Regions from separate parts of the Homo sapiens genome. Here regions 1, 3 and 4 are each linked to region 2. The links are chromatin loops, found by intact Hi-C in ENCODE. Cell type or tissue: PC-3. All regions are shown on one strand.

The links. A loop is a pair of places that touch in the nucleus more often than their neighbours do. Peaks named below come from ENCODE experiments on the same cell type or tissue, not always from the same donor. Only the 100,000 strongest peaks of a DNase experiment are listed, where the experiment ranks them.
Region 1: it touches region 2 in a loop (5-fold over the local background); 2 of 110 quality-filtered maps call a loop at or near these places.
Region 3: it touches region 2 in a loop (5-fold over the local background); 2 of 110 quality-filtered maps call a loop at or near these places.
Region 4: it touches region 2 in a loop (5-fold over the local background); 2 of 110 quality-filtered maps call a loop at or near these places.

What each region holds. Positions count from the first base shown.
Region 1 is chr3:35,961,377-35,969,376 of GRCh38, reverse strand. No RefSeq gene overlaps it. Among named protein-coding and RNA genes, the nearest start is that of MIR128-2, 220 kb to the right of the region's middle. In PC-3, a CTCF peak has its summit at 3,273; a DNase peak (open chromatin) is centred at 3,286.
Region 2 is chr3:36,521,473-36,529,472 of GRCh38, reverse strand. STAC (SH3 and cysteine rich domain) reads right to left here. Exons shown (of 11, transcript NM_003149.3): 9 at 726-777; 10 at 488-625. Among named protein-coding and RNA genes, the nearest start is that of STAC, 140 kb to the right of the region's middle. In PC-3, no CTCF peak of the experiment used is centred here; a DNase peak (open chromatin) is centred at 3,862; H3K4me3 peaks cover 332 bases; H3K27ac peaks cover 1,252 bases.
Region 3 is chr3:36,411,888-36,419,887 of GRCh38, reverse strand. The region is part of intron 1 of STAC (SH3 and cysteine rich domain); the gene reads right to left. The region is part of intron 2 of LOC124906227 (a long non-coding RNA gene); the gene reads left to right. Among named protein-coding and RNA genes, the nearest start is that of STAC, 35 kb to the right of the region's middle. In PC-3, no CTCF peak of the experiment used is centred here; a DNase peak (open chromatin) is centred at 3,037; H3K4me3 peaks cover 413 bases; H3K27ac peaks cover 1,982 bases.
Region 4 is chr3:36,459,193-36,467,192 of GRCh38, reverse strand. All of the region lies in intron 2 of STAC (SH3 and cysteine rich domain), which reads right to left. Among named protein-coding and RNA genes, the nearest start is that of STAC, 83 kb to the right of the region's middle. In PC-3, no CTCF peak of the experiment used is centred here; no DNase peak of the experiment used is centred here.

The sequences.
Region 1 (8,000 bases), 560 kb after region 2:
AAAAATCTGTGTTCTAATGCATGATACTCAGAAAGTCATTAATCCCTTGGTATTTCAATTTTCTCATATGTAAGAAGAAATTATTAGACTTGATAAATTTCAAGACCCCTCAAACTCTTTTTAAAAAGCTATTACTCTTATTACACATTTAAAGTATGCGTACTGTTATTTTCTCTCTCAAAAAAGCCCTCCAAATTAACCTACTTTTTTACTTGTGACTAGATTTGGCTATAAGGGCATCCATGATAGAAATCTAAAAAGTTTCCTAACATCCTTTTATTGCCTTTCTCAAATCTTCCCCCCAGCAATAGATGCTTAGTAATATTACATCTATATAATTATGGAAAACCACTGGGACCAGTCTTCATCAGCAAATGAATATAAGTTTCATTGTAACTTTCAGATCATACTTACACTAGGAGCAAATGATAATATCATTCCCTATAAAAGAAAAGAGAAAGAAGAAAAATAGTATCTCTAATATATAACAGACTCTTTTATAGTACTATTGCTAAAATTTAAATAGGATCACTAAAGGAGCAATAACAGAATATAAACATAAGAAATGCCAGGCTAATATGGACATTGTGATTAATTATAAGTGATTTTTACAGCTAATATAAAGGAGACAATTATAGATTATCTTATAAAAAAGGAACATGCTATGTTTTCAGGAAAATACTTATTTTTTTCTATTAAGTCCTAAATTAACCACACAATGTAAGCATTGTTTTCACCAGAGATTAAACAGAGAATACCTCATATAGAATTCAAAAGTATAATGCTAAAATGTACTCCATTGAAGTCCTCCTAAGTCTAGGTTCACAGTTTCTTGTTGCTATATTTCTTTCCCATAAATTAAGTAAATTGCAACCAAAAATAATCTTGTTTCCTTGTTCCTGTCAAATAGTGCCCACAAATGCCACCAACTGAAACTACACAGGCTATATCTCCATTAAAGGAGCTTGCTTATCACCAGGCCTGACAGAGTATCACATATAAATTGTTACTGATAGGCTTATTCACAGGCAAATGATATGTTGTGCACATTTATAATGAGCACTCTGCATTATCCATTTCCAAAAAAGCACCATGTTATTCAATGTAAGAAACTCTGATTTTGGCTTGTTACAAATCAAATATGTCACATGATTCACAGTATCTAACAACGTAGAACTTCTTTACATAACAAATTCACTACAATTAGAAAACATGTGAAACATTTTTCTAAAAATATATGCCTAACAGCCTCAAGTTCTTAAAAACTCCAATTCAAATGTTATCCTCACCACACTAGGAATCTTGGAGACTTAAGAGGCACTGAGACAACAGTATCCTCTTTCCTTTCCACATAGTAAGAGAAATTTCGGAGTAAGTCTGCAAACCATTTACCATGCCCCTATCACTTATGTGATTAAGAGTGAGCAACAGGTAGCACAAGCAAGCACTTCAAAAGCATACTTCTCTATGCCCCCAACTTCAGTCTTTCACACTCTGCAAAAACAGGACTCCTCATAACTTTCTTCCATGCCCCTGTGCTTTCATCTGCCAGCAGCATGACCCTATTCTTCTCTGTCTTCAGTTTCTCCTTCCTGTCCTGTCAGTCCAAGGGTATCCTATCCATCCTTCAAAATTCAGGTTAAACTTCCCTTTTTCAGAAGTCCTTCCTGACCATTGCTGACACCAACCATTGCTGCACTCCCTCCTTGCCACTGATGCTCTGTGACTTGTCACACTTTGCACAGACATTGTATCATGTCTGCATATGTGTCACCTCTGCTCCACAGCAAGGTTTTAGCCACAGGATTTTTTATTATACAATTTATAGGATAACACAATCTCCTAGGTATTCTTCTGAAAATATATGCCAATATATCTGGCACAGTGGGTTGCATGGAATACATCTTCATTGAAGATAATAGCCTTACCTTATTGCCTTTTAGTGATTATAAATAAATATCAAGCCATTTTTTACCTCTAGTGTTACTGTTTCAGGAGGACGCAAAGAAAACCCTTTTGGATCCTCTCCTAACCCAAAACTTAAATTGAAGGAAGCACTGTTTTTTAGAGGCTGCAAAGAGAAGACTGCTTCATGGGCTCAGAAACCTAGTGGTAAGTGTGAGCGCTGTCCATAGTTGCCTGGCTTAGAAACACAGGTAATTTCTATATGAAGTTCACTCAAGTTTGCAAAAGCTGAGATGAGATGCTGTGAGTGGGGGTCTAACCTGTCTTTCTCACCCTTGTTTATTACTTAACTAGCATTTTGCTGACTCCCTCTTCAGTGAGTGACTTCACTAGGAATGAAACAAAGAGGATGAGCTAATAAGAGCCATTTCCAAGGCGCTTTATGCAGAGTGTTTTGTCCAATGGGGACCTCTCATATATTCACCTTGAACTGTAGTGGTTTCAGTTAAGGTGTCACAGAAGCTTTTTCTAAAGAGGGTTATACTTCAACACATGGATGAGTAATTTAGAAAATTCCTAATGGGCCAAATACAGGAAGAAAAGTCCAGCAAATACAATTATTCACAAGTCTAAGAAATAATTGTCTCTTTAGTATTTTGCCACAAAGAATAATGCCTAAAACTCTGCCCTTTCACTTCCTTCTTTTGAACTGTGAGGGGTTTTTACTTCCAAAATTATTTCATACCATTAGAATAGAATATAAAGAGAAAAACAATGAAAGAAAATGTACCTAGAATAAAGCTGGAAAACAAAATGGGAATATTGAGAAGAAAAGATCATATTCAGAAAAGAAACAGAAGCCATGTGTGGCCATCTTCAAAAGTCAGTCAATCAACAGACCCCAGAAGCAGTTCCACTATTTATATAAAAGGACTTTGGATGGAACAATTGGCTAAAAGAAGGGTCTTAAATCTGCATTTGCAGATACTTTACATGAGACTGTTAAGATCAATTATTAGTGTCAAAGAGAGCCAAGGCTTACCTTTGTCATAGGTACACACACACACACACACACACACACACACATTCTTTGTGGAGCATTGTCCCAGTGCAGTGATTTCCTTGAATCTCACAATTCTGGGACTCAGAGCTTCTGCTTCAAGTTCTCATTGTTTTAAAGTAATGACCCTGAGTCTGGAAGGACTTTAATTCCCCAAATTGAATACTTCCTAACACAAATAACTGATAATCAGGGGAAATTACTTAGCCTTGATTTCTGGGAGTCTCTGAATTGTGTAGGATAAAGTAAATGATGTTAATCTAAAAAGATGGTAGGCAACTTGAATTCATGTTAGTCAAGAGCTCCATCTCCTGTTCTATGTGGGTATGTTCTCAAAACAGTTTCCACCAGCACGGGATTGCTATGCACACCAGAGTAATCAGAAAAAGTAAGCCAGTTCATAGCTTTTTTGCAATGTAGATTCTCGATTCTTTTGTTCACTCACTGTGCCTAAAAATGAATGCCATTTCTATTGTGGGAGTACTGACAACTGAGAGAGGGAAATGCTGAATTAAATATGGTTTTACATGTTGAGCTTACAGTAAAGAAAAAAGGGTGCCAGCAATTTTATTGAAATAATTTTACACTTTCATTTAGAGAAATCAATTTTGTGCCTTAGGAACAGCAACAAGAAAACTTTCTATCAGCTCTGTGAAATAAATGGGCCTCAGTGTAGATCTAGTTCAAGTTGGCAATGAAACATCTACCCTGTCTTATAAATTGAACCAAGTTTGGTCTATTTGACACTGTAAAACTTATTCTATTGATTCTACCCTTATTCTCCCTCAGCGTTCTGCCTTTTACTACAAAAGGAGCTTAAAGGATAGGAAAATGAAAGGGAAAGTGTTTATTATAAGATAAAAATGCTAAGGATCTAATAAATGTGAGATAATGATTTAGCAGAAGAGATGCTATTATACAAAATTACATTTTTCTTTTTTTGTTCAGTGTTAAGAACAACTTTTTTGGCAACAACCCATTGTTAGTTTTTGTTTGCTTGATATTCTTTGTTTTTATTGGAAACCAAGGAAAAGGCTCAGTAAAACCAACCAACTTTATATGTACAATTATACTAGGAGGCTTTGTAATTTAGAGCAACTAAACCAACTGACACTGACTGTTTGAACAGCCTCTATGAATTCCAGATTATTCCCTTTGTAAGGAAGGATTAAATCCTTTCCTTTCATATCTGAATGCATTATTATTGTGTCATCCCCCAGTAACATATTGAAACTTAGAAACACATTGCCTATTATATTTATGAGATAGATAGATAAATACACACACACGCGCACACACACACACGCACGCACACATATTAGGGTTAGGGTTAGGGTTGATTCTAGCCTGGCTTTATTCTCTCTCAATGTTCTGCCTTTTACTACAATAGAAGCTTAAAGGAGCAGAAAATACTATCTGTGTGTGTGTGTGTGTGTGTGTATATTTACCTATTTCAAAATATAACTATATTTTTAATCAATACAGTTAATTAGATTCTATATAAAAAAAATTTACATAGAAGTCCATGCCCTTTGTCATTTTAACCTTAGGAAAAAGAGGCCCAGCTTATCTTATTGGTTTTTCACATTAAATAGCATGCTATTAACCTCAGAGAGCAATAACATGCTAATGTGACTTGGCTGTCATAATTTCCAGATAACTGAGGCAGCACGAAAAACTATCATATTAACATCACCCCTTTATTACTGTATATAATCATACCCAATATCCTGAAATGCTTAATTATGATTGAGTGTATGATTAAATATTTTATATCCAGAAGGCAATTGGTATGAAATAGTAAACAGAGAAAATACAGATATCCAAATTATAATTATTTTTAAAATTGTCATCATTAGCCACAAAGACAGGTTTGTATCCACATGGATACATTTTGCCATGTAATCAGTGAGGGCTCATTCTTAGTTGATCCACAAATTTCTCTACAGGAAAGTGTTAGGAGAAGCTAGCATTATCTCTGCTTTTTTTTTTTATTGTTATAGTGCATTTTGAAGAAAAAGTTTCGAAAAATAAATATAGATATTTGATATAGGGTTGAGACCAATTCTGATATCATCTTCCAAGGAACTTACAAGGTAATAATCAAGGGATGTCATTAAATACTAGTTTTTCCATGAGTAGGTAATAATGTGACAAGGACCATGGCAAGCAGAAAAAAAAGACAAAAACCAACCATTATGTATAACGCTGTATTTTATGGCATAAATTCTATGAAATCTATGTGGTTTACAGACATGTAAGGTAGTGAGATTATAAATACTTTTTATTTTTTCTATATTAAGTTTCATTAAGAATAGTATTACTCATAACTGGAGAAAAATAGTGAATGACATCAATATGAGATAAGTCATGTAAAGTACTTAACGATGTGTCAGGATGTACTAATCAATATATTTTTTTTAATTTTGTTTTTCCTTTCTTCCCTTATCTCTTCCTGCTTGGTGCTATTTTCTGCCCAAACTGAATCATGAGTCTGAAGTTATGGTGTCTAAACAGTTAACAATGCTTCCCTACATTATTCTCAATGTTAAGCTATCCACACAGTGCATATAAAAATATTAGAAACTCAGCCCCATTCTCTGCCACTTATCTACTCATTTATGCCCTTGTCTTAGCTCTACATATGATTTCTTACCTTCTGTTGGACTTTCTGTATTCAACAATAGAGCTCACATTCAAGGAAATGATTTTGCCTTCTTCCTCCTGCTTATTCCAGTATGTCCCTCTGCTTCTTTTTCTCATTCTCCCCAAAGTGATTATAATCACACAAAACACAATAGAACACTTTGGATAGCAATTTCTCACCTTCAATTTTGCTTTACTCCTTTGCAAACATTTCTACATCAGAATCTTTTACATTGCTTTGTTTAGAAATAGCATGCTGTCTTTCTATCTACTGTTATAAGCTTTTGCAAATCATCCCTCAAAATGTTCTGTATCACACTAAGGTCTTTTTTAATTGGTTGTACCTTAAAAAGGTTATAGGATTTGATTTAAATTTCTAAGGATAAGTAACTGAGACTATTCAGTTGTGTCTAACTTTTTTCTTATTAACTTCCTAAGTTTCAAGTGCCCCCCCCACCCAGCTCAATATGAGAAGTCCTGGGCAAATTTGAAGTTTTATATTTTAAATAAAAACAAAATCCATCTTCTATTTATCAAAGCCTCAAGAACATATTTTGGGGGGTAGGGTAGAAGGGTAGCTTTTAAAATAACTCTGATAATGTTTCAGTTGTTTGACTACTATCTATAAAGAAAAATTACTTAGAAATATTTATGCCATCTGGGTAGAGACTAAGTAAAACTTCCACTTTACAACTTACTTTCTTGAGTATTCTCTTAGGGAGGAATAAGTGGAAAAGAAAAAGGATTGGAAAAAGTCAAAGCAGATATTGATTTTCATGTGATACCTGATACTTACCTAAGTATTGGTATTTTCATTCCTACCAATGGAAAGTAGAGAGGATAACCATTGGAAGTTATTGTTCCAGACACTAATGATGAACTAGCACCTCTGTTTGCAAAGGTACTTTTATATATACAAACATATTCAACATTCAAGGCAGCTCCGTGATGTCAGTAGAGCAAGACAAATCTTTTAAAATAGGACTCAATTTTTTTTCATCACTCTCCTTCCACAAAGGCTACTAAATGCACTTAGGTACTTAGTATCTAGTGTGGGAATCACTGCTGCCTTGTTGGCTTTTGACTGTGGCTATCTTCATCAGGCATTCATCAGTACATGAGCAGTCTAAGTAAAAATTCTCATCAAATCAATTAAACAGAGAAAATGTCTGAGAACTTCCAAACATAAGCTTTAGCTCAGTGAGCGTAATGGAAACCAAGAGCTGGTTGAAGGATAAACCAGAGCAGCAATTTTCAGGTGGCCACTCCATAGGAGCATAAAAGCACCACAAGCATAAACTTAGATTTCCGTGCAGAATTCTCATGTACCTAGTGAAATGTAATCTGGATTCAGTCCAGCTGAAGTCAACAGAATCCTAGAGTGTGAATTTAACAATTGAAAAAACAATTCTTGGCTAGCAATATCTGGTTCCTGGGAGGAGTTTTATCTTAGCATGTTGCCACTATTGCAACCAGCCTTTCGTAAAGTCAGTACTCATGAACCATGGATATCATAAAACTGCATGGCTTCCTGCATGCTACAGTGATGTCTTCAGGGGAAAAAAAGCAATTTATGTCAATATATACATTTCAAAATTTTTCATTTGATTGCTGATGTAGCTTGAAGGTTTTGTCCCCTCCAAATCTCACATTGAAATGGGATCCCCAATGTTGGAGGTGGAACCTGATGGGAGTGTTTGGGTTATGGAGACAGATCCCTCATGAATGGTTTCATACTGTCCTGTGGTAGTGAGTGAGTGCTCACTCTCTTAGTTCTTGCCAGGGCTGGTTGTTTAAAGGAGTCTGGCACCTTCGCCTTTCTCTCTTGCACCCTCCCTCACCATGTGACATGTCTGCTATCTCTTCACCTCCCACCATAAGCAAAAGTTTCCTGAGGCATCACCCAAAGAAGATGCTGCTGCCATGCTTGTACAGCCTGCAGAACTATGAGCCAAATAAACCACTTTTCTATACAAATTACCCATTCTCAGGTATTCCTTTATAGCAATGCAAAACAGAATAACGCAATTGCTGAAATGATGACTGGTTTGGAAAATCACTGAGGAAAGGAAGGAACAACAAGACCTTCAGAACGGTGCTTTCCAGTACAAAAGCCAGAAAGAAACTTTAAAACAGCTTGAACATGATTTTTGGAAGTATATTCATGTAAATTAACTTTATTCTGAGTGCCAATGAGTAACACCATTTAAATATAACTAGTGGAGAAAAGGGTGAAATGAAAGATAAATACAAATATGTTAAAAATTATTTTATATTTAGCACATGTAAAAATTCTTTATTTTTGATAAAGAAGAGATATCTAATTTTTGTTAATATATAATTGATTATTAATAACACCTTCACATAAACACTAAACAAATATCCAAAG
Region 2 (8,000 bases):
TAAATTTAGTCCGTGTCTTTTGCAATGATATGAAGGTGTTATGGGCTTCAGTGAATAGGTAGAGACTTGGAGTCCAGATAAGAAAACCCAAGAGGTTCCTAATAGCAACAACTAATAACGAAGTATTTGTTAGAGAGCACTGAAGAATTAACCACACCTTTGTTGGACGCTAACTCAGAGCCCAAATGAGAGAAGCTGTCCACATCAGAGACCGGTGGTCTTCTGAGAAGAGCATGGGGGACGAGATGTCGTCGCCTGCCACTATCACGTTTCGTTTATGAACAGGTATCACCAAGTGAGATTCCTAAAATTTTAGTTTGCATGTTTAGCTCCTACAACACTGACATCATTGGAGTAAGTATATCTTTTCTCAAAGTGAATACTTTGAATGTGACCCCACTCATTCAGATTTATACATATTATTAAGTTTATTAAAATGACACCCTATTTGGCTCATATCTGGAATGTGTTTGTGTGGTTTACTCACCTGATTCTCTTTCAGTGTTATCTGCCCCTGTTCCTTACACCCAATGAAGGTTCTAACACATCTAAAAATCTTCTCATTTTGTTGTAGTCTCTGAACAAAGTTGGCTGGAAAGAAGCCAATTCTGTCTTGAATTTTCCCCTGAAAGGAAAAAGGAGGCATGCATCCACAATTGTAGCATGTATTATAATAGTTACCAAATGATTTTCTCTTTTTTTTTTAAAGAAAGAGGAACACTTACTTTCCACCAGTCTTCATTGGAATCCTCTAAAAGAGTAATTATGTCTCCTGGCCTAAAATGAAGAATGAATGAGTTAGGTAAAGGAAAAAAAAAGAAAAATAACATACTTTAAAGTCAGGAGTAATCATTTCTCATTTACACAAATAGTCTTAAAAGAAATAGAAATAAAGTAAATATAACTTTTACCAGTTCTTCCTACCAAGAAAATAGCTGTATTACACATTGAAGGCAAACATGATTTTATGCTGTATTTTAAAAATAACTCTTTTTTTTTTTTTTTTAAACAGAGTCTCGCTCTGTCGCCAGGCTGGAGTGCAGTGGCATGATCTTGGCTCACTGCAACCTCTGACTCGCTGGTTCAAGCTATTCTCCTGCCTCAGCCTCCCGAGTAGCTGGGATTACAGGCATCTGCCACCATGCCCAGATCATTTTTGTATTTTTAGTAGAGATGGGGTTTCACCATGTTGGCCAGGATGGTCTCAATCTCCTGACCTCACGATCTGCCCGCCTCGGCTTCCCAAAGTGTTGGGATTACAGGCGTGAGTCATCCAGCCCAGCCAAAAATAACTGTTACCTGTAGTTTGATACATAAATGATCATGAAGCTCCAAAATTTCAAGATACAAATCTCCCTTCTTCTCAGCCCCATGATCTACCTCCCGTCCCCTGTGTGTCCTTCTAGACTCCTTCCCACACACTTACATTTATACATAGATATGTTCATGTATTTTTTTTGTTTAGTATTGACATCTAGAATTGGTCATTATCTTTATCATTATCTACACCTTCCCAATACCCTCTCAAAACCTAGCACACTTTTGCTTAGCTCCATTTTTCCTGTCTGCCATCTTTTATGCTGGTGTAATTGGAGTTTTGTACTAGATTTGTGTATGTGTGCATGTGTGTGTGTGTGTCAACATTCTACATCATTCATCAAGAATTACTTGGGTTTGGCTGAAGACTAATGTGTTTTTGTTGTTTAATTCTTTCTATTCAACACAGCTGTGACAATTGGAAGGCTGTTATTTTTCACACTGGGAAAACTTTCTCTACTATTTCTTTCATGTTTTTCTCCCATCTATGATGTTCTCTCTTCTTTCCTTCTGGAACTTCTTGTCAACACATACTGGACCTTCTGAATCCATCCTCACATTTTTTGTCTTTCTTACACACTTACAGTCTTATTTTCCTCTATGTTCTTAAATTTTTTTCTCAATTTTATTTTCCTGATCATTTATTTTGTATTTGGGCTTGTCTTCTATTATTTATCATAATACTGAGAATTGTTTTAGAAAAAGTTTTCAGAAAACATTTTTAGAAAAAAATAGTTTCTAAGGGTTCTTTATTATTTCTGAAATTTTTCTTTCTTTCTCATTATTTCCTTATTCTTTTCTGAAAGAGTTCTGAAAGTGGCTTTCCATCATGGATGCAATGTTATAATGGATTGTATAGAGATTATTATATTTTCAAAACAATATTTCTTTCTTTTACTGAATATTTGTTTCCTCTGAAATTAGTTGGCCTATCCTTTATCTTATTACTTCTTTTTTATGTCAAGTATTTTTTCTAAAATCTAATGTTTCTTGGTTATCTCTTTTTATGAAAGACTGAAAATGGAAAATGGAGGTAGGTGGATGTGGACAGGCTTCTCCGCTATTCTATACCTATGGTCTGCCATGGGTCTCCCTTTCAAGTGCAAGGGCTATTTACAGGCTCTGTTTAAGGGAGCAGCGTGTGTCAATTGGTGCGTCTCCTCCCTTTTGGATACTTGAACGTATAGCAGATAAGCAGTATGGTGCCGCCTCCTCCTCCTATCCTAATAGCTGTAGCAAGGAGGATTTTCTTACCACTGGTGAGAGAAAAGGTCAGCTTATTTTTCTCCTAAGTAGAGCTGCCTTTTCCTTTTTTCCATGCCCTCTAGAAGGTCTGAAGGTCCAGAGTTATCTCAACACAGTTCTTATTTCCCAGGCTTCTATGCTCACATAAGAGCCCTCCTTAGGCATGGGTTCTTTTTCTTTAGAGTATAGGTGTTGGCTTAATTCTGGAGTTCAACATCATTGCTGCCAATTGTTCATTATAAGTAGTAATGCGGTGCTATGAATACAGTTGAGACTGTATCACTTATGTATTGTCACAGTAATGCTGTGTGATAAACAGCCACAAAACCCCAATGGCTCACTCACAGGCCTGGGTGTTGGCTGGCTTTTGCTGAGGTGACTGGGGTGACTTTGCCCTATTCCACATTTCTCATTCCTTGGAAGGTCAGTTTCATAGCAATGATCAAAGTTCAGGAGCAGTGCGTGGAAACATGCAAAGCACATGATGCCTCTAAGGCTTAGATCCAGAACTGACACATTGTCACTTTGCTTCATTTCATTGGCCAAAGCAAGTCTCAAGGCCAGTTCAGACTCAAGGGATAGGGTAACAGGCTCCATCCACCTCTGTTTTGGGAGGAACTGCAAAGTCCCATGACAGGGGCATGAATATGGGGAGGGGGGGTGAATAATTAGGGCCATTAATGCAATCAATCCACTGCAGACTCTCACGCTTTTCAGTGAAGTCCTGTGCATTCCGGGTCTCTTTAAATGTGCTCCCCCTTCTATAGCTGTTTTGTCCTGAGTATTCTTTGGTCTCTGGTCATCTTCATTGTTCACAATTCAACTGCATTTGCTGTAGTCTGCGAGGAAATTCCCAAGATTTCTGGTTCTCTCTTAGCATGCGTTCTTGTTTTCTAGTACTGTTATAGATGTGTTAAAAAAAATGTATTTTCTGACATGTTTAGGAATTGGAGCAAAAGTAGATTTGCGTATTCATTTTGCTATTCTGATCCAATCTCCTTTGCTGTCATTTTCAATTCTCAGTTAATATCTATCTTCATCAGGGATTCCAAATATAACAGGCTTGTCACATCTGCAGCATTAAGCACAACTGGCATTTTGGTATTTCAACAGTCACAGTTTCATGCTGATGCCGCAGAAAGCGAGGTGGCTGAAAATCACTCTTTCCCAGGTCAGGGATTTAATTAAGCAGCAAGGATGAAAGTCAATGTAGAAAAATCTTCTAAGCCCCAGCAGATTTTATTTAAACCAGTAACCTAAGAAACCATGAGTCAGTATCAAACACAATGACTTTGCTGCTGCTCTGGCAGAAACTGTAAATAGGGAATAAAGCTGGGGGAGGTACCTTTCCCTAAGAGTGAAAGAGGCAGACTGTGGGAGGTACCTTTCCCTAAGGGTGAAAGAGGGTGCTGCCTCAATCCGACCTCTATTTTTATAGTCTACTGAGAGACTCACTCTTGGCTGTGCCTAGAGGTGGACAGTCCCCAGCACTTGACCCTCATTAACTGAATTACACATTAGAATAAGGCACTCACTGGGATAACAGGCTATAATCTTATGAGAAATACCAGACATACTTCTGGAAGTGTGATGAGGGTTCTGTCCTTTCCTAAAAAAGAGCTCCACCAGGATCAGAAAATTGCTTGGTGAGTGATTTATTTATCCATTTATTATTTCTTTGGTTTTTGTTTACCCACTCATTCAACAAATATTTATAGAATGTGGGCTCTGAAAGAGTGTCATCTTACTAGGCACTGGGTTTACTCTGGTGAATAAAATCCTCACTAGAGCTAATAGTATAGTGAGAAAGATAGACAATAAACAAGTAAATAGATAAAAAAACTTAATAAATAGATACTAATAATAAACATATCACATATGTATAATTATTAAGTATATAATTGTAAATTGGCATAAGGACTATGAGGGAAGTTAGAAGATGTAGCCAAAAAGGACCAGTAGACTCCTCTTGAGATTAGCCAAACGCTCTAAGTACCTGGCAGAGATAGCTAATGCCTCTTTTTCACTATAGAGAGGATCTTGCTCGAGGGTAGCCCTTGAATCCAAGGTAGTAACTCTCTAACATCTAGGCCAGCAAATCTGTGGCTTGTGGGATTTTTTACTGCCCCCATATCCTTCCAGGCATCACCCAACAATCTCAGCACTCTTTCCCACAGAGCCTGCCTTCTGATTTAGAATCCTTTTCAACACTGGGCTCTAGGTGGTGGATCTGAGTAGGCATGCAAGATGAAACCACTCTGTGTAACATAGCTTATTATTTTTTATATACATATATTTTATTTATTTATTTATTTTTTTGAGATGGAGTTTCACTCTGTCGCCCAGGCTGGAGTGCAGTGGTGCTATCTCAGTTCACTGCAACCTCTGCCTCCCAGGTTCAAGCGATTCTCCTGCCTCAGCCTCCTAAGTAGCTGGGAAGAAAGGCGCCCGCTACCATGCCTGGCTGATTTTTGTATTTTTAGTAGAGACAGGGTTTCACCACGTTGGCCAGGCTGGTCTCGAACTCCTGACCTCATGATCTGCCTGCCTTAGCCTCCCAAAGTGCTGGGATTACAGGCGTGAGCCACCGCGCCTGGCCCGCTTATTATTATTTGTTAAAAATTAGTCTTGACCCAGTTTTGAGGCTCTAGCTGGAGGCTGGTCAGTTCCCCTTCTTAAGCAGCTGACTAAGTCCGCACCCCAACAACTCCTTGATGGGGGCTCTTGTACTCTGGGCCACTCTGTACCACCCCTAATGTCCCATTCTAGAGCCAGGTACTAGATAATGTGGGACATCCCCTGTGCCCTGGAACCTGTGAAAATTATTCAAATTAATCAATCTACAGGGAGCCCCTGGAAACCTAGCCTACCCCACAGCCTGCCATACATAATCTGCCTACTGTAGCTCCAGCTTCCTGTTACCCTGACTCCCACAGCAACCTTCTGTGTTGCCCTTAGTGGCAACCCTTCACTCTCAACTGTGAGTTTTCTTCTGAACCCTTTCTTAATTTAGTTATCTTCTCTTGCCATGGTGTTGGTGTGTTGTGCGATGTCATCAAAGAAACAAATGAAAACATTCTGCCAACTGGCTCAATTTAGGGAGAGCCGTGCCATTGGTCCCAAAGGAATGGTGGCCTAATGCTTAAAATTCTCCTTTCCCCAGGTTAGACTTGGCTAATCCATGACTCTGCCCTCAGTTGTTTCATGCTTCTGTGGCTGTCAGGCCCTTTCCATGGAATAATTCTTCATTCAGGTTATCACACTACAGGCACATTTGAGAAAAGTCCTTCTCTGGCTTAATAGTTATTCTCTTGCTTTTAGGAGACTTTATGTTCTTGATACATTACGTCTAGAGTTTACAATTTAACTCTATTTCCAAATTCTTGGGACCAACTTGATGGGCCCCCAGTTACTTAAAAAACATTTCCTTTGCTTAGTTCAATCAGAGCATTGTACATTCAGGTAAAGGTTTTGCTTACATTGTAATCCACAATTGTATACCATGATGTAAAGTATAATGCAATTCATAAACAATTCAAGCATCAGTTTCCTTTAGTGAAAAGAGGTCAGAGCACCACAGCTGGCCTTTTGCTTTTGTTTGCTCAGTAAAATTTGCCATAGGCCCAGAGGAAGATTTGCAAGTTAGTTATATAATGATTTATAGGAACTCTTGAAATGGTGAAAGGGCTGTGAGCTCACAAGAATTAGAATAAAATAACAAAAGCAACTACAGAATTATGGCTTACCAGTGAGGAGGACAGGGTTTAATTTTGAGTGTGTGTGTACTTGCACACATGTGCGTGAGAACCAATGGTTGCTTTCTGGGTTCATTCTCAGCAGTCCTGTCTCTCTTATTTCTCAGTTTTTCATATGGGCATTGGAACCATCTCTTCCACCACCAGGTAAACTGTCTGCAGGGACTCAGTGTACACAAAGGGTATGAATGATATGAGCTGAGCTTGGCCAGCTACATGGAACTATTCTGCAAGATGTTAGAAAGATGGTTTGATCTTCCAGGGTGGGGTCTTGGAGGAAGGAGTATGAGTTGCCCTGAGGCATCCCCCGCCCAGCCCAGCCTCTCTCCAATCCCCAAGTAGAGCACAAATTCCTAGGAGAGGAGACACGACACCCTCCAGATGAGGACACTGCTTCTGAGAGAAACATTTTCTCTACTATCTGAGACAACCTGAGACCTCAGATTGGCCCTACTTTGGGAAGCACATGGTAAAAGCAGAATGCCCTAGGGCCTTTGCTTTCTGAATGTTTTAAAATTCAAAGAAAAGGAGTCTTGTCTCACTCCTCCATTTCTGCTCATTTATCCTAGGAAAACTCTATGACATTCAAGTATTTTCTGAATGTTTATAAAACATCAGGTATTGGGTGTGCATTGGGGGATACAAAAATCAAAAAAATTATCTAAGCCTGGGTTTTCTTATCTGTAAGGTTAGGATAATAGCACTTACCCCATCAATATTTTTTGAGGACTAAATGACAAAATATTTGTAATGCATATTTAGATAAGCGCCCATTAGATGGTGGCTGTTATTGTAAAGACATAGTTACTGCCTTCAAGATGTCAGTAATTTCAAAGGATAAAGACAATAAACTGTTTAAAGTAAGGGTCATCCCTGAGGGAGAAGCAAATGCTAGCATGGTGGGGAGATGACAAACAAATATAGAACTGATCCCAAACAAAAATCCCAAATACATGTCTCTTTGAGGATTGGCTATCTCAATTATATTTATATACTTATATATTATGCATGATAAATTATTGTGAGCTATATTTACTTTGCAAAGTTAAATCTTTTTTTTCTTTTTTTTAAAGACAGTCTCACTCTGTTGTCCAGGTTGGAGTGCAATGGTGCAATCATGGGTCACTCCAGCCTCTACCTCCTGGGCTTGAGCAATCCTCCTGCTCAGCCTCCCAAGTATCTGGGACTACAGGTACATGACACCACTCCCAGCTAACTTTTAAAATTTTTTATAGGATCTCACGATGTTGCCCAGGCTGGTTTCTAACTCTTGGCCTCAAATGATCCTCCTGCCTCAGCATCCCAAAATGTTGGGCTTACAGACACGAGCCACCATGCCTGGCCTCAAAGTTAAGTCTTTATCACTGTGATTGATATACAGTAGGGCTTAAAATTGCTAATTTTCATGTAAACCTGCATTTTTCCACTTGTAAATTAGAAGATTTATTCTAATCATTGCCTTTTACGTTTATGTCTCATTAGGTTTTTGGCAGGGATGGTTGGTTAATGAAATAGCCTTGACTTCAGTGGCTTCAGACGCTAACATTTGGTGTGATTCGGAGCTATGGAAAACCTTCTCCCTCTCTTCATACTGTCCCTCTTCCCCTTCCTTGTCCACTCCACGTAGTGACCACAAAGGTGTATCAGGGCCCAGGAGCTGGACCTAGTATTCTATTACCCAGG
Region 3 (8,000 bases), 110 kb after region 2:
TGCCCCAAATATGGTGCTTTGACAGGCTGAGCTGAAGAAGCAGCCTTATGGTGTCTCGGGCCTTCCCCTGCTCCTGTCTCTCAATCCTCTGTGTTTTCCAAAGCACAGGATGAGGTTGTTTTCTGAAGTCCTCTTATCTGCCTAAAGTCTGGACCTGCCAAAGAAGAAAACAGTTCTTCTTCCCTGACCTGAACAGACTTTTGTTATAAACCATTGTCTGCTCTGAGGGTGGTCCAAAAAACTTTCTGTCAGGCCATTGTATGTTCTTCAAGCCCGTTGAATTCCCCTAAAAATCATGTGCTGCCCCCTTATGTCATCCACACTTCCTCATCTCCCTTTCTCCTAAGAAGAAGGGTGTATAACCATCTTTACCCCATTGTGTGGTGGTACAATCACTCTGTGATTCTCCCACACACACACTAACAAATTTGTATGCCATTTCTTCTACTCATTTGCCTTTTGTGTGTTGATTTTTCAGTGAACCTTTAGGGGGTGAAGGAGAGGTTTTTCCCTTTGCCTCTGCATAGTAAACGTTAATGGGTTATGTTCCAATTAAATAAATTTACAATGCAGTTTCAAAGAGCCACACTAAAGCCAAAATAACTCCTAAAGAACAAATAAGAGAATTAGGAAGGAGAATGACAAATGCTGAGAAAGAGGAGGGCTTTGCAGTATTAATATTAGATAGAATTGAATTTAAGTTAAAAGAAGTTAGTGAGACAGAGTCAAACTTAGTGGTGAATGGTACAATCCAAAATGAAGTTTAAACAATTATGTTATTGTGCACCAAATAACATGACATTAGACTATTGAAGATAATTTCTTTTTTTTTTTTTTTTTGAGTCGGAGTTTCACTCTCGTTGCCCAGGCTGGAGTGCAATGGCGCGATCTCGGCTCACTGCAACCTCCGCCTCTCAGGTTCAAGCCATTCTCCTGCCTCAGCCTCCCGGGTAGCTGGGAGTACAGGCATGCACCACCATGTCTGGCTAATTTTGTATTTTTAGTAGAGACAGGGTTTCTCCATGTTGGTCAGGGTGGCCTCCATCTCCCGACCTCAGGTGATCTGCCCGCCTCGGCCTCCCAAAGTGCTGGGATTACAGGCGTGAGCCACCACATCAGGTCAAAGATAAATATTTTAAACTATAAGAAGAAATAGAAAGAAATGAATCAGTAGTAAAATACTTTGATATCCTTCAATCCATGGTTAATCTCACACTGTAAAAGAAAGTATAAAATATATGAACAATTGAACTTATAATATTGATTTAATCGAGAGTATTAAGATTTTTACACTTCAGTAAATAAATTTTATTTTCAAGTGCCTAGGAAACACTCACCAAAAATTACCTTATGAGAAACCACAAAGGAATTCTCAATGAGTTCCTCAGAATAGATGATTAAACAAGCCACATTCTATTAGCACAGAACTGTGGAATCATTTAATAACCCAAAGGCAAACATTAAAACACCTAAACAACTGGAAATTAATCCTCACCTCTCATTAGCATGTATGCATGCACACACACATCCTCTTCTGTTTCAGGGTATTAAAAAATAGTTATGAAAATAATAAGTGTAAAAACTTTAAGAGATACAATCATAGTTGTATTTAAGAGTAACTTCAAAGCCATTAAAGAGTTCATTGTTACAAAGGAAATAGTGCATATTGATGAAGCAAGAAGCAACTAAAAAATTATAAAAAGAAAAACAAAGGAAGGCCTAAGAAATCAGGAGAGATACCGAAAAATCATAAAATAGATAAATCAAAGAACTAGTTTATTGAAAAAAATGTTAAAATAGAAAAATTTACTTAGTCTAATCAATAGGAAAAGAAAATATCCCACTAAAACAAAATTTAGAATAAGAAAGGTGGTATAACCACAAATGCAAATGATTTGAGAACCTTCACTCATATACTTGAATATTTGGCCTTAAAAAATAACCTCTCTAGGAAAATGTAAATTGCTAAAATTAATTTAAAAATGAAAGAATAGCTGATTAGCTTAAACATCAAAGAAAATATGGAAAATGATTTTTAAATAATTATCTGCAAAGGAATGGCTGGACTGGTTTTTTATGGGCAAGTTTCTCCAAAATGTTAAGGAACACATAAATTCTATAATACATAATCTGTCCCATAGCATAGATCCAATTCATCTTTTTTCAAACCTATACTATTCCCTTGCTGGAACCCGGTGAAGAGAATGTGAACAGAAATATAGAAACATCCACATTCTACAAACCAATTTCCTTTCTAAATACAAAGAGAAACTTTAAGTAAAATACTAGGAAACCAAATAAATATGTTTTTCAATTATATTCTGTGGTCAAATAGGGTTTATTCTAGGAACAAAGACTATTATTTACATTGTTCTGAGAACTCTGGCTGTAAACCGTAAAGCAAACAATAGAAAAATTTATATACGTGTGTGTGTGTTTGTGTGAGTGTTTGTGTGTGTATAAGTACACTGGACTGTAAGAAGAGTGAACATAAACTATGCTGATTCCCCTGAATCCATTCCTGGATGTGCTACATAGACAGGAAGAAGGTTGAAGGCTCCAAGGACACAGGAAAAGAGAGACACTACTAGGCCTTTGGGTTCCATTTATATGGGAAAAACATCTTAAACTTAGAAGAGAGCTGAGCACCATGGCATACACAGGGTATCATGTTTTAAGGAGGGCCCTTCCCTCTCCTACATGGCTTTAGGAAGTTCATTGCCTCCTACACTCTTGTCCATGCAGAGCATTTATGCAGCAATGCCAGTTTGGGGCACACTGGAGGCTGTGGGGCCGCAGAGAATCTTTGGATGCCTGGTGCCATGGGGGGCAGATATATCAGGAGTAGGCCAAAGACCTGCCCCAAAGTTCTCCCTGGCCAAAAAAAAGTGCCTAATGTGAAAATGCAGGGAAGTTTCCTGAAAAGCAGCATTACTTGGTTGGGTGATGGGGGTTATAAACAGGGAGTGGTTGAATCCAGGTAACAGTACCAGAGGAAGCCTGCTCTTTGGTGCATTACTCACTCCTCAAATAAGAGCAAGGGACATGCTCAATGGCTTGTGCTTTTGCTTCCCTGACCACATACAAATTACCAGCCAAGGCAGCAAATACTCCCAGGGGAATATAGCCCTCAGGAAAAAATAACATGGCATAGAGAAGACAATGATTGGGCCAGAATAGAATATAAACTTAATATATGCATAATACATATCCTAAAGAATTAAGGGGCAATGTCAGAGGCATGATGCAAGAATAAGCAATCTTTCACAGGGAACCGACTGGAGATGATGGGCATAAAAAATACAAGACTTGATATAAAGAGCCCAAGAGAAGGACTGAATAGCAGCAAGGATAACTTTGTGCAGATGATTAAAATGTTTTATTAAAGTGTATATAAAGAGACCTGAATAATAGGAAGGTATACCATGTTTATGAATGATATACCAGAGTGCAGTGGCAAGCTCATGGCTCACTGAAGCCTCAAACTCATGGGCTCAAGCAATCCTCCCACCTCAGCCTCCTAAGTAGCTGGGACTACAGGCATGTGCCACCATGGTTGGCTAATTTTAAGAAAAATTTTGGAGATACCATGTCTCACTATGTTTCCCAGGCTGGTCTTGAAGTCCTGGGCTCAAGTGATCCTCCCACACCAGCTTCCAGAGTAGCTAAGATTATAGGCATGAGCCACCATGCTTGGCCTGACTAACATTTTTAGTAAGTCAATTCTTTCCAAGTTACTATAAAAATTAAAAGTAATTCCCAAAGGATACTGAACAAATTAACATCTGCAATAAAAATTATATTACAGAATAAAGGAACCAGAATAAAGAGCCAACGTCCTATTTAGAAAGAGGAGCAAAGAGAGTAATAGCCCAACTAGATTTTAAGACATACTAGAAAGCCACAAGAATGTTAAAAATACATGATACTTATTTTTAATAAATAGATATTTATAAAATACCATATACAACCATATATATCAATGGAATTGAATGTAAACATAGAACTCCGAAACAGATGGGTGAGTGCATGTAGAATTTTGTGAATATCAGAATGGTTTAGGACAAATTGGATTCCTTCTTCTCCTTGTGTCACACACAAATTTACAGTTGAGTTAAATATCTAGGGCGGTTCCAAGATGGCCAAATAGGAACAGCTCCAATCTACAGCTCCCAACGTGAGCGACGCAGAAGATGGGTGATTTCTGCATTTCCAACTGAGGTACCGGGTTCCTCTCACTGGGGCTTGTCAGACAGTGGGTGCCGGACAGTGGGTGCAGTGCACCAACGGTGAGCCGAAGCAGGGGGTCAGGGAATTCCCTTTCATAGCCAAGCAAAGCTGTGACAGATGGCACCTGGAAAACTGGGTCACTCCCACCCCAATACTGTGCTTTTCCAATGGTCTTAGCAAACAGCACACCAGGAGATTATATCCCACGCCCACGGAGCCTTGCTCATTGCTAGCACAGCAGTCTGAGATTGAACTGCAAGGTGGCAACGAGGCTGGGGGAGGGGCGCCTGCCATTGCTGAGGCTTGAGTAGGTAAACATAGTGGCTGGGAAGCTGGAATGGGTGGAGCCCACCGCAGCTCAAGGAGGCCTGCCTGCCTCTGTAGACTCCACCTCTGGGGGCAGGGCATAGCTGAAAAAAAGGCAGCAGAAACCTCTGCAGACTTAAATGTCCCTGTCTGACAGCTTTGAAGAGAGTAGTGGTTCTCCCAGTACGCAGCTTGAGATCCGAGAACCGACAGACTGCCTCCTCAAGTGGGTCCCTGATCACCGAGTAGCCTATCTGGGAGGCACTCCCCAGTAGGGGCAGACTGACACCTCACACGGCTGGGCACCCCTGTGAGATGAAACCTCCAGAGGAATGATCAGACAGCAACATTTGCTGTTCAGCAATATTCGCTGTTCTGCAGCCTCCACTGCTGATACCTAGGCAAACAGGGTCTGGAGTGGACCTCTAGCAAACTCCAACAGACCTGCAGCTGAGGGTCCTGAGTGTTAAAAGGAAAACTAACAAACAGAAAGGACATCCACTCCAAAGCCCCATCTGTATGTCACCATCATCAAAGACCAAAGGTAGATAAAACCACAAAGATGGGGAAAAAACAGAACAGAAAAACTGAAAATTCTAAAAATCAGAGCACCTCTCCTCCTCCAAAGGAACGCAGCTCCTTACCAGCAACAGAACAAAGCTGGACAGAGAATGACGAGTTGAGAGAAGAGGGCTTCAGACGATCAAACTTCTCCGAGCTAAAGGAGAAAGTTCGAACCCATCGCAAAGAAGTTAAAAACCTTGAAAAAAGATTAGATGAATGGCTAACTAGAATAACCAATGCAGAGGAGTCCTTAAAGGACCTGATGGAGCTGAAAACCATGGCACGAGAACTACGTGATGCATGCACAAGCTTCAGTAGCCCATTCGATCAACTGGAAGAAAGGGTATCAGTGATGGAAGATCAAATGAATGAAATGAAGCGAGAAGATAAGTTTAGAGAAAAAAGAATAAAAAGAAACAAACAAATCCTCCGAGAAATATGGGACTATGTGAAAAGACCAAATCTACGTCTGATTGGTGTACCTGAAAGTGATGGGGAGAATTGAACCCAGTTGGAAAACACTCTGCAGGATATTATCCAGGAGAACTTCCCCAACCTAGCAAGGCAGGTCAACATTCAAATTCAGGAAATACAGAGAATGCCACAAAGATACTCCTTGAGAAGAGAAACTCCAAGACACATAATTGTCAGATTTACCAAAGTTGAAATGAAGGAAAAAATGTTAAGGGCAGCCAGAGAGAAAGGTCGGGTTACCCACAAAGGGTAGCCCATCAGACTAACAGCTGATCTCCTGGCAGAAACTCTACAAGCCAGAAGAGAGTGGGGGCCAATATTCAACATTCTTAAAGAAAAGAATTTTCAACCCAGAATTTCATATCCAGTCAAACTAAGCTTCATAAGTGAAAAAGAAATAAAATCCTTTACAGACAAGCAAATGCTGAGAGATTTTGTCACCACCAGCCCTGCCCTAAAAGAGCTCCTGAAGGAAGCATTAAACATGGAAAGGAGCAACTGGTACCAGCCACTGCAAAAGCATGCCAAATTGTAAAGACTATTGATGCTAGGAAGAAACTGCATCAACTAATGAGCAAAATAACCAGCTAACATCATAATGACAGGATCAAATTCACACATAACAATATTAACCTTAAATGTAAATGGGCTAAATGCTCCAATTAAAAGACACAGACTGGCAAATTGGATAAAGAGTCAAGACCCATCAGTGTGCTGTATTCGGGAAACCCATCTCACATGCAGAGACATACATAGGCTCAAAATAAAAGGATGCAGGAAGATCTACCAAGCAAATGGAAAACAAAAAAAAGCAGGGGTTGTAATCCTAGTCTCTGATAAAACAGACTTTAAACCAACAAAGATCAAAAGAGACAAAGAAGGCCATTACATAATGGTAAAGGGATCAATTCAACAGCAAGAGCTAACTATCCTAAATATATATGCACCCAATACAGGAACACCCAGATTCATAAAGTAAGTCCTTAGAGACCTACAAAGAGACCTAGACTCCCACACAATAATAATGGGAGACTTAACACCTCACTGTCAACATTAGACAGATCAATGAGACAGAAAGTTAACAAGGATATCCAGGAATTGAACTCAGCTCTGCACCAAGTGGACCTAATAGACATCTATAGAACCGTCCACCCCAAATCAACAGAATATACATTCGTCTCAGCACCACACTGCACCTATTCCAAAATTGACCACATAGTTGGAAGTAAAGCACTCCTCAGCAAATGTAAAAGAACAGAAATTATAACAAACTGTCTCTCAGACCACAGTGCAATCAAACTAGAACTCAGGATTAAGAAACTCACTCAAAACTGCTCAACTACATGGAAACTGAACAACCTGCTCCTGAATGACTACTGGGTACATAACGAAATGTATGCCTCACCACCCCAAATTTGTAAATTCCTTGTAGATTGGATTAAGTCTATTTAGAAAGAGGAGCAAAGATAGTGATATCCCAACCAGATTTTAAGACATACTGCAAAACCATAGGAATTAAAAAAATACGTAATATTTTAGGTAAAACCATATATATCAATGGAATTGAATCAAACATAGAGCCCTGAAACAGGTGAGTGAGTGTGTGTAGAATTTTGTGAGTATAAGAATGGTTTAGGATAATTGGATTCCTTTGTCTCTTCATGCCACACAGAAATTTACAGTTGAATTAAAAATCTAAATGTGAAAGAATAAAACTGACAAATGACAATGTAGAAGAATATCTTTGGCACTTTGTATGTTTCTTAAAGCAGTTCTCAGTCTTTTTTTCCCCCGAAAGGCTTTCTTTCCTCCCACTGCAGACTCTTTTAGTTGTATACCCAATTTCCAATTCCTACTTCTCTTTCCCTTTAAAAAAAAAACCTCTATTTTTCTTGGAACAGCAATGTATCCAGCTTTCCTTACAGCTAGAAATGGCCATGTGACAGTTTTGGCCAATGAAATGTACATCCAATGTAGATTTCTCGAGAGTTTTGCTTTCCTAATAAAAGAGAGAACATGATTGTCCCTCCCTTTCTTTCTTTCCTTCTTGTCCAGAACATAGGCGTAATGTCAAAAGCTACAGCAGCCCTCCTGCCATTTCAATGCAATAAGCAAGAGTACATAAACCAACCAGACAAGGTGGCTGAGCAAAGGAAGATCTTCATGACTTTGCTGAGTAGTTGAACTAAGACAGCCACTTCCCACCTCCAGACTTCTTGCTATGTAAGAAAAACAGACCCATATTTGCTTAAATTATTGTAAGTTAGGTTTTTCTGTCTGTTACTTTTAGTCAAAATTATCTTTAACTTGTACAGTTAATATATTTAACTGGTATAGCACATATATGCTATACTCCCATGGGCATATGTAGATTTTTGATAAATCCAAAATATTATTGTGAGAAGTTAAATCTGCAAAATTTTGAA
Region 4 (8,000 bases), 62 kb after region 2:
TTTCATACCAGGGATGCAGGGATGGTTTAACATATGTAAGTCAATAAATGTGATACACCACATAAACAGAATTAAAAATGAAAATTACACGATCATCTCAATAGACACAGAAAATGCATTTGACAAAATCCAGCATCACTTTATGATTAAAACCCTCAGCAAAGTAAGCATAGAAGGGACATACCTTAAGGTAATAAAAGCCATTTATGACACACAGCCCACATTTATATTGAACAAGGGAAAGTTGAAAGCATTCCCCCCGAGAACTGGAACAAGACTAGGATGCCCACTTTCAACATTTCTATTCAACATAGTAGTGGAAGACCTAGCCAGAGCAATCAGACAAGAGAAAGAAATAAAGGGCATCCAAATCAGTAAAAAGGAAGTCAAACTGTCGCTATTTGCTGATGATACAATCCTATACCTAGAAAACCCTAAAGAGTCATCCAAAAAGCTCCTAGAATTGATAAATGAATCCAGCAAAGTTTTAGGATACAAACCTAATGTACCCAAATCAATAGCTCTGCTATATACCAACAGTGACCAAGCTGAGAATCAAGTAAAGAACTCAATCCATTCCAGAATAGCTGCAAGAAAAACTACAAAGCACTGCTGAAAGAAATCATAGATGACACAAACAAATGGAAACACATCTCATGTTCATGAATGGGTTTAATCAATATTGGGAAAATGACCATATTGCCAAAAGCAATCTATAAATTCAATGCAATTCCCATTAAAATACCAACACCATTCTTCACAGAACTAGAAAAAAACAATCCTAGAATTCATATGAAACCAAAAAAGAGCCCACATAGACAAAGCAAGACTAAGCAAAAAGAACAAATCTGGAAGCATCATATTACCCAACTTCCAACTATACTATAAAGCCATAGTCACCAAAACAGCATGGTACTGGTATAAAAATAGGCACATAGACCAATGAAACAGAATATAGAACCCAGAAATAAAGCCATATACTTACAGCCACTTGATCTCTGTGACAAAGCAAAGAAAAACATACAGTGGAGAAAAGACATCCTATTCAACAAATGGTGCTGGGATAATTGCAAGTCACATGTAGAAGAATGAAATTGGATCCTCATCTCTCACCTTATACAAAAATCAACTTAAGATGGATCAAATATTTAAATCTAAGACCTGAAACCATAAATATTTATGATGATTAATACTGAATGTGAGTGTCAGCTTGATTGGATTGAGGGATACAAAGTATTAATCCTGGGTGTGTCTGGGTGGGTGTTGCCAAAAGAGATTAACATTTGAATCAGTGGGCGGGGGAAGGTAGATCCACCCTTAATCTGGTGGGCACAATCTAATCAGCTTCCAGTGAATATAAATCAGGCAGAAAAATTTGTAAAAGAGAGATGGGCCTAGCCTCCCAGCCTACCTCTTTCTCCCATGCTGGATGCTTCCTGCCCTCAAACATCGGTCTCCAAGTTCTTCAGTTTTGGGACTCAGAGTGGCTCTCCTTGCACCTCAGCTTGCAGACAGCCTGTTGTGGGACCTTGTGATCATGTAAGTTAATATTTAATAAATTCCCCTTTAGTACTGTTAGTTCTGTCCCTCTAAGAGAACCCTGAGTAATACAATATTCTAGAAAATAACATTGGAAAAACCCTTCTAGATATTGGCTTAGGCAAAGACTTCATGACCAAGAACCCAAAAGCAAATGCAGCAAAAACAAAGATAAATAGATGGGACTTAGTTAAACTAAAAAGCTTCTTCACAGCAACATAAATAATCATCAGAGTTAACACACAGCCCACAGAATGGGAGAAAATCTTCACAATGTATACCTCCAACAAAGGACTAATATCCAGAATCTACAAGGAACTCAAACAAATCAGGAAGAAAATAAACAATCTCATCAAAAAGTCGGTTAAGGACATGAATAGACAGCTCTCTAGAGAAGATATAGAAATGGCCAACAAACATATGAAAAAATGTTCAACATCACTAATTATCAGGGAAATGCAAATCAAAACCACAATGTGATACCACCTCACTCCTGCAAGAATGGTCATAATAAAAACATTTAAAAAATAGATGTTGGTATGGATGTAGTGAAAAGGGAACACTTTTACACTGTTGGTAGGAATGTAAATGAGTACAAACACTATGGAAAACTGTGGAGACTCTGTAAAGAACTAAAAGTAGATGTACTGCTTGATTCAGCAATCCCAGTACTGGCTATTTACCCTGAGGAAAAGTCATGATACGAAAAAGACACGTGCACATGCATGTTTACAGAAGCACAAGTCACAACTGCAAAAATGTGGGACCAGCCCAAATGCCCATCAATCAACTAGTGGATAAAGAAAATGTGTAAAAAAAAAAATACACACACACACACACACCATGGAATACTACTCAACCATAAAAAGGAACAAAATAATGTCATTCATAGCAACCTGGATGGAATCGGAGACTATTGTTCCAATAACTCAGGAATGGAAATAACTCAGGAATGGAAAACCAAACATCATATGATCTCACTAATATGTGGGAGCTAAGCTTTGAAAAGGCAAAGGCATAAGAAAGATACATTGGACTTCGGGGACTTGGGGGAAAGAGTTTGCAGGGGTGAGGGATAAAGGACGGCACATTGGTACAGTGTACACTGCTCAAGTAATAGGTACACCAAAATCTCAGAAATCACCACTAAAGAACTTATTATGTAACCAAAGCCACCTGTTCCCTGAAAATCTATTGAAATAAAAAAATAAATTAAAAATAATCTGACAAAGTGCTAATGTCCAGAATCTACAATGAACTCCAACAAGTTTACAAGAAAAAAACAAACAACCCCATCAAAAAGTGGGCAAATAATATGAACAGACACTTCTCAAAAGAAGACATTTATGCAGCCAAAAGACACATGAAAAAATGCTCATCATCACTGGCCATCAGAGAAATGCAAATCAAAACCACAATGAGATACCATCTCACACCAGTTAGAATGGCGATCATTAAAGAGTCAGGAAACAACAGGTGCTGGAGAGGATGTGCATAAATAGGAACACTTTTACACTGTTGGTGGGACTGTAAACTAGTTCAACCATTGTGCAAGTCAGTGTGGCGATTCCTCAGGGATCTAGAACTAGAAATACCATTTGACCCAGCAATCCCATTACTGGGTATATACCCAAAGGATTATAAATCATGCTGCTATAAAGACACATGCACACGTATGTTTACTGTGGCACTATTCACAATAGCAAAGACTTGGAACCAACCCAAATGTCCAACAATGATAGACTGGATTAAGAGAATGTGGCACATATACATCATGGAATACTATGCAGCCATAAAAAAGGATGAGTTCATGTCCTTTGTAGGGAGGGACATGGATGAAGCTGGAAACCATCATTCTCAGTAAACTATCGCAAGGACAAAAAACCAAACACCGCATGTTCTCACTCATAGGTGGGAATTGAACAATGAGATCACATGGACACAGGAAGGGGAACATCGCACACTGGGGCCTGTTGTGGGGTGGGGGGAGGGGGGAGGGATAGCATTTGGAGATATACCTAATGTTGAATGACGAGTTAATGGGTTCAGCACACCAACATGGCACATGTATATATATGTAACTAACCTGCACGATGTGCACATACATGTACCCGAAAACTTAAAGTATAATTAAAAAAAAAAAGAAAAACTACCAAAAAAAATTAAAAAAAATTAAAATGAGAGATTTTGTTATAGACACAGACGTATGCTTCTTGTGTTTCAGGATTTTGGATGGATTTTAGAGCCACACATTCCTGGATTCAAAGCCCGGCTCCAATATATTCCATCAAAGGTGCAAGGAGGACAGAGAGAAGACTTTACTAGCCTAATGACTGAGGATGAAATTAAAAGAAAAATTATTTCAGGAACCCCTGCCAAAAGGTACCTTGTCTACACAATTGTAAGAATAGCTTTTTATCAAATCATTGAGAGAATTCCCTTCTATGAAGTTGCACAATATAACAAAAAAGCTTCTTAATTAATTTTATAAGTTGCACTAAAAATGAAACCAAAATTTCTCGAAGCAAAGAAGAGAAACTACAGATCAATCTTACTTATAAGTGTAAAAATTTTAAATCCAATGTTAGCAAAACAAAGTCCACCTTGTACAGAAAGAAGAGTCACATGATCTTGTCAGGTTTTTTTTCCCAGGAATGCAAAGATCACTTATTATGAAAAATAGCTGTCAACCTAACAATCATATAAAATTGTTATATTATAACAATCATATAAATAGACTTCTCATTCTGACATAAACTGTGACTAAATATGGGACAGAAGGGTACTTCCCTATTATAATAAGGAATACACATGTGAAATAAATTTCTATGATATGTAATGTGGAAACATTAGAATCTCTTCCTTACCATCCACAAAAATTGCTCTCATCAAGGTTACTAGACACCATGATCCACTTGGCTAAGTGCCACAGTCAAAGTCTTTCCCATAATTGAGCTATCAACAACATTTGACAAGGCTGATCATTCTCTCCTCAATCTATTTTCCTTTTTGGCTTTGAAGACAACACATTTTCTTGGCTTACACCTACCACACTGGTCACTCCTTCCCAGTCCCTTTGCTAGTTCCTCCTCTTCTACCCAACTTTTTAACATTGGAGGGCTCCAGGGCTCAGTCATTGGTCCTCTTCTCTGTCTATACTTACTCCCTGGCTCATATCCAAAGGTCTTATGCCTTTAAATACTATTTATATGATGATTATTTCAAAATTATATCTCTAATCTAGACAAGACTCTCAAACTCCAGACCTACTTATACACCTGACTGCTTGACACTTATTTCTTTTGGCTTGGCTGTCAAATAAACATTTCAATTTTAACGTGACTAACACTGAATTTTCCCCCAATGCATACTCCAGAATCTACACAACTTCACGTACTCCAAAACTTATAGTAGACAGTTTCCCTATCTAAGTTGATGGAAACTCCATTTTTCAAGTTGCTTAGTCCAGAAACCTTGGAAGCATCCCCATCTCCTATTTTTCCCATACAGCCAACATGTAGAAAATCAATCCTGTTGGAGTCATTCAAAATATATGAACAATCTGACCCTGTCTCTATTCTTCCTGCTGTACCTTTATCTCTTACCTGAATTACTGTAATAGCCTCCTAACTGTTCTGCTTGCGTCAATCCTCGCCCCCACGCCATTGAAGTCTATTTTTCACATAACAGCAACACCAACCATTTGCAAGTATAATTAGATCCATGTCCTGTTAATTACCCTACAGAATAAAAGCCAAAGTCCTTGCAGTGGCCTACAGAGTTGCACAAGATCTCTCTGCTCCTTTACTCTGTATTCTTTATTCTCTCTGTTTTAGACCCACACTGGCCTGTGGCTGTTACTTAAAGACACCAAGTATGCTCTGCTTTGAGGTTTGCTCTAGCTGTTTCATTCACTTGGAATGCTTCTTCCCAGGAGTTCCTTCATTTTCTGCAAAATTTACTCATATTATCTTCTTGATGACTCTCATTCTGACCACCTCATGTGATACTGCAACCTGCCCCCTGCCTCTGCACTTCTTTCTCTTCTTGTTTGTTTTACATTTTCCTTCTTTCCATATCATTTATCACCTTAGAAAATTATCTATCTACCTATCATCAATCACCTTCTTACCTATCTATTCATCTCTATCCATCCATTCATCCATCATCCATCCATCGTCTCCCCAGTTAAAATGTCAACTCTTTGAGAGCGAAGATCTTTGCCTGGTTTGTTCATTGATGCATCCCAAGTGTTCAGAACAGGGTTTAGCACAAGAGGAGATACTCCATAAGTATTTGCTGAATGAATTCCTATTTAAGTTTGAAAAAATGCAAAGGTGTCTGATATTAATAATACTCAGCATGCTTATTAAATAAGAAAAACATTTCTTGAAGGGATGCCAATTTTCAAGTGGTTCTGCAGATTTACCAGAATTCGAGTTGAAATATCAATGGGATTTGGGTGGGGAACTTCATAAAATGATTCTAAAAATAAATATTGAAAAGTACATGCAAAATATTTAGAAAACTCTCATTCAAAATATGCATATACATACATGTAAAAAAGTCTAGCAGGGCACACACCAAGATGTTAATAATATGTCTATCTGGATTGTGGAATTGTAATTCCTCTTGTTCTTGTTTTTGCTTACTCATATTTCCTCATTTTCCATAGTGAGCATATTTTCTTATATTAAGAAATAAAACACTACATATTTTTGAAAGGAAATGTTATTATTTTTGAAGAATTGGCTATTCAGGATTTTTTTGTGGTTTCCTATGAATTTTAGAATTGTGTTTTATACATCTATGAGAAAGACATTTGAAAATTTTGATAGGGATTGCATTGAATCTGTAAATCGCTTTGGGTAGTATGGACTTTTAACCATATTAGTTAGTTTTCAATGCTTTATAAACTTCAAAGCATGTTTTTTAATCCACATTTTCTGACCGAGGTTTTCCAGCCTCTGCACTACTGACACTGAGGCCTGGTAATTCTTTGTTCTGTGTATGTGTGCAGGGCTGCCCTGTGCATAGTTAGCAGCATCCCTGGCCTCTACCCACTAATGCCGGCAGCACCCCTTCTCCTACAGTTGTAACAACCATAAATATCTCCAGAAATTGCCAAATGTCCCCTGGGGGTAGGGTTGCCAGATAAAATACAGAAAGTTCAATTAGATTTTAATTTCATATAATAAATTTTTTTGTGTGTTAGTGTTTCCCAAATATTGCATGGGACAAGTGTGTCCCAAATATTGCCAGTGACCTATTAAAAAAATTTGTCGTTTATCTGAATTTCAAATTTAACTGGGTGTTGTATCTTTTTATTTGCTAAAGTATGAGGCAAATTGCTCCAGTTGAAAACCAGCAATGTAGAGCAAAAGTTGTTTTCAGCTATTTTTTTTAATAGCTGAGGAACCTGGCTTGAGGTTCCTCAGGTTCTTCCAAGCTGAGGGAAGTGCTTGGTCTAAGGCTATAGGGCAAGAATGGGGCAGAGATGAGATCTGAACACAGGTATCCTGATTACAGATTCCCTCTTCTTTCCTTTGCATAGAAGAACTATTCATCTTTATTCCTGAAGGGTTGAAACTGAGAGATAATAAAGATCAAGGTCACTTGACACAGGACTGTGCTCAAGGTTGCCAAGTAGAGACTGCATACACTTTCTCTAACATGGTTCTTTGAAGTTAGCTATTATTCCTCACTTAACAGATGGAAAATTGAGGATCAGAGAGTTTAAACAATGTTACTAGATTAACTAGTTAGTGAGTGGTAGAGCTAGAATCCTAAAGGAGGTCTGACTTAATGCATACCTGACATTGCATTTCTGTCTGGTGTCCTTTACTTAGTTATTCTCCCCCTCTTTCATCAACTAGCCTTACCTGAAACCTTCTAGCTAGATTTTCTGGTTTTGCCAAGATACCAGTTCTTTGATCTATCATAATTTGGAAATCAGGAATAAAAGAATAAACTGGCCGAGAAGTCTTTTAAAATACTGTTTCTGACGAAAACCAAATCATGAAACCATTTGATTTTCCTTTTGGATATGGTGCCTCCTAAATGAGGAGTTCATTAAAAGAGAGACAATGGTTAAGCTAGAGCAATCTGTACACTATGTATTAACTTCTGGAAAATTAAAAATTGATTCTGTCATGCTTTTATTTTAAAGAAAATATGGGATGTTTTGATTCTTGGTACACAACAGGATATTGCTGCTAAGAACTGTAGATAGTTTGGTAGAGAGTCATTAACTCCTATTCATCCTTCAATACCCAACTCAAATACTACATTCTTCATGGAACTTTCATTGACCTCTTCCTCCTGAGGTAGAACTATTGTTTCCACTTGTGGCTTTCCCTAGTACTTTGTATATGCTTTGGTTCAGGTGTTTTTATGTGTATCCCCAATTATTTACCAGGATAATCTGTATATATGAAGCATCTGTGGGGAAAAAAAGAAAT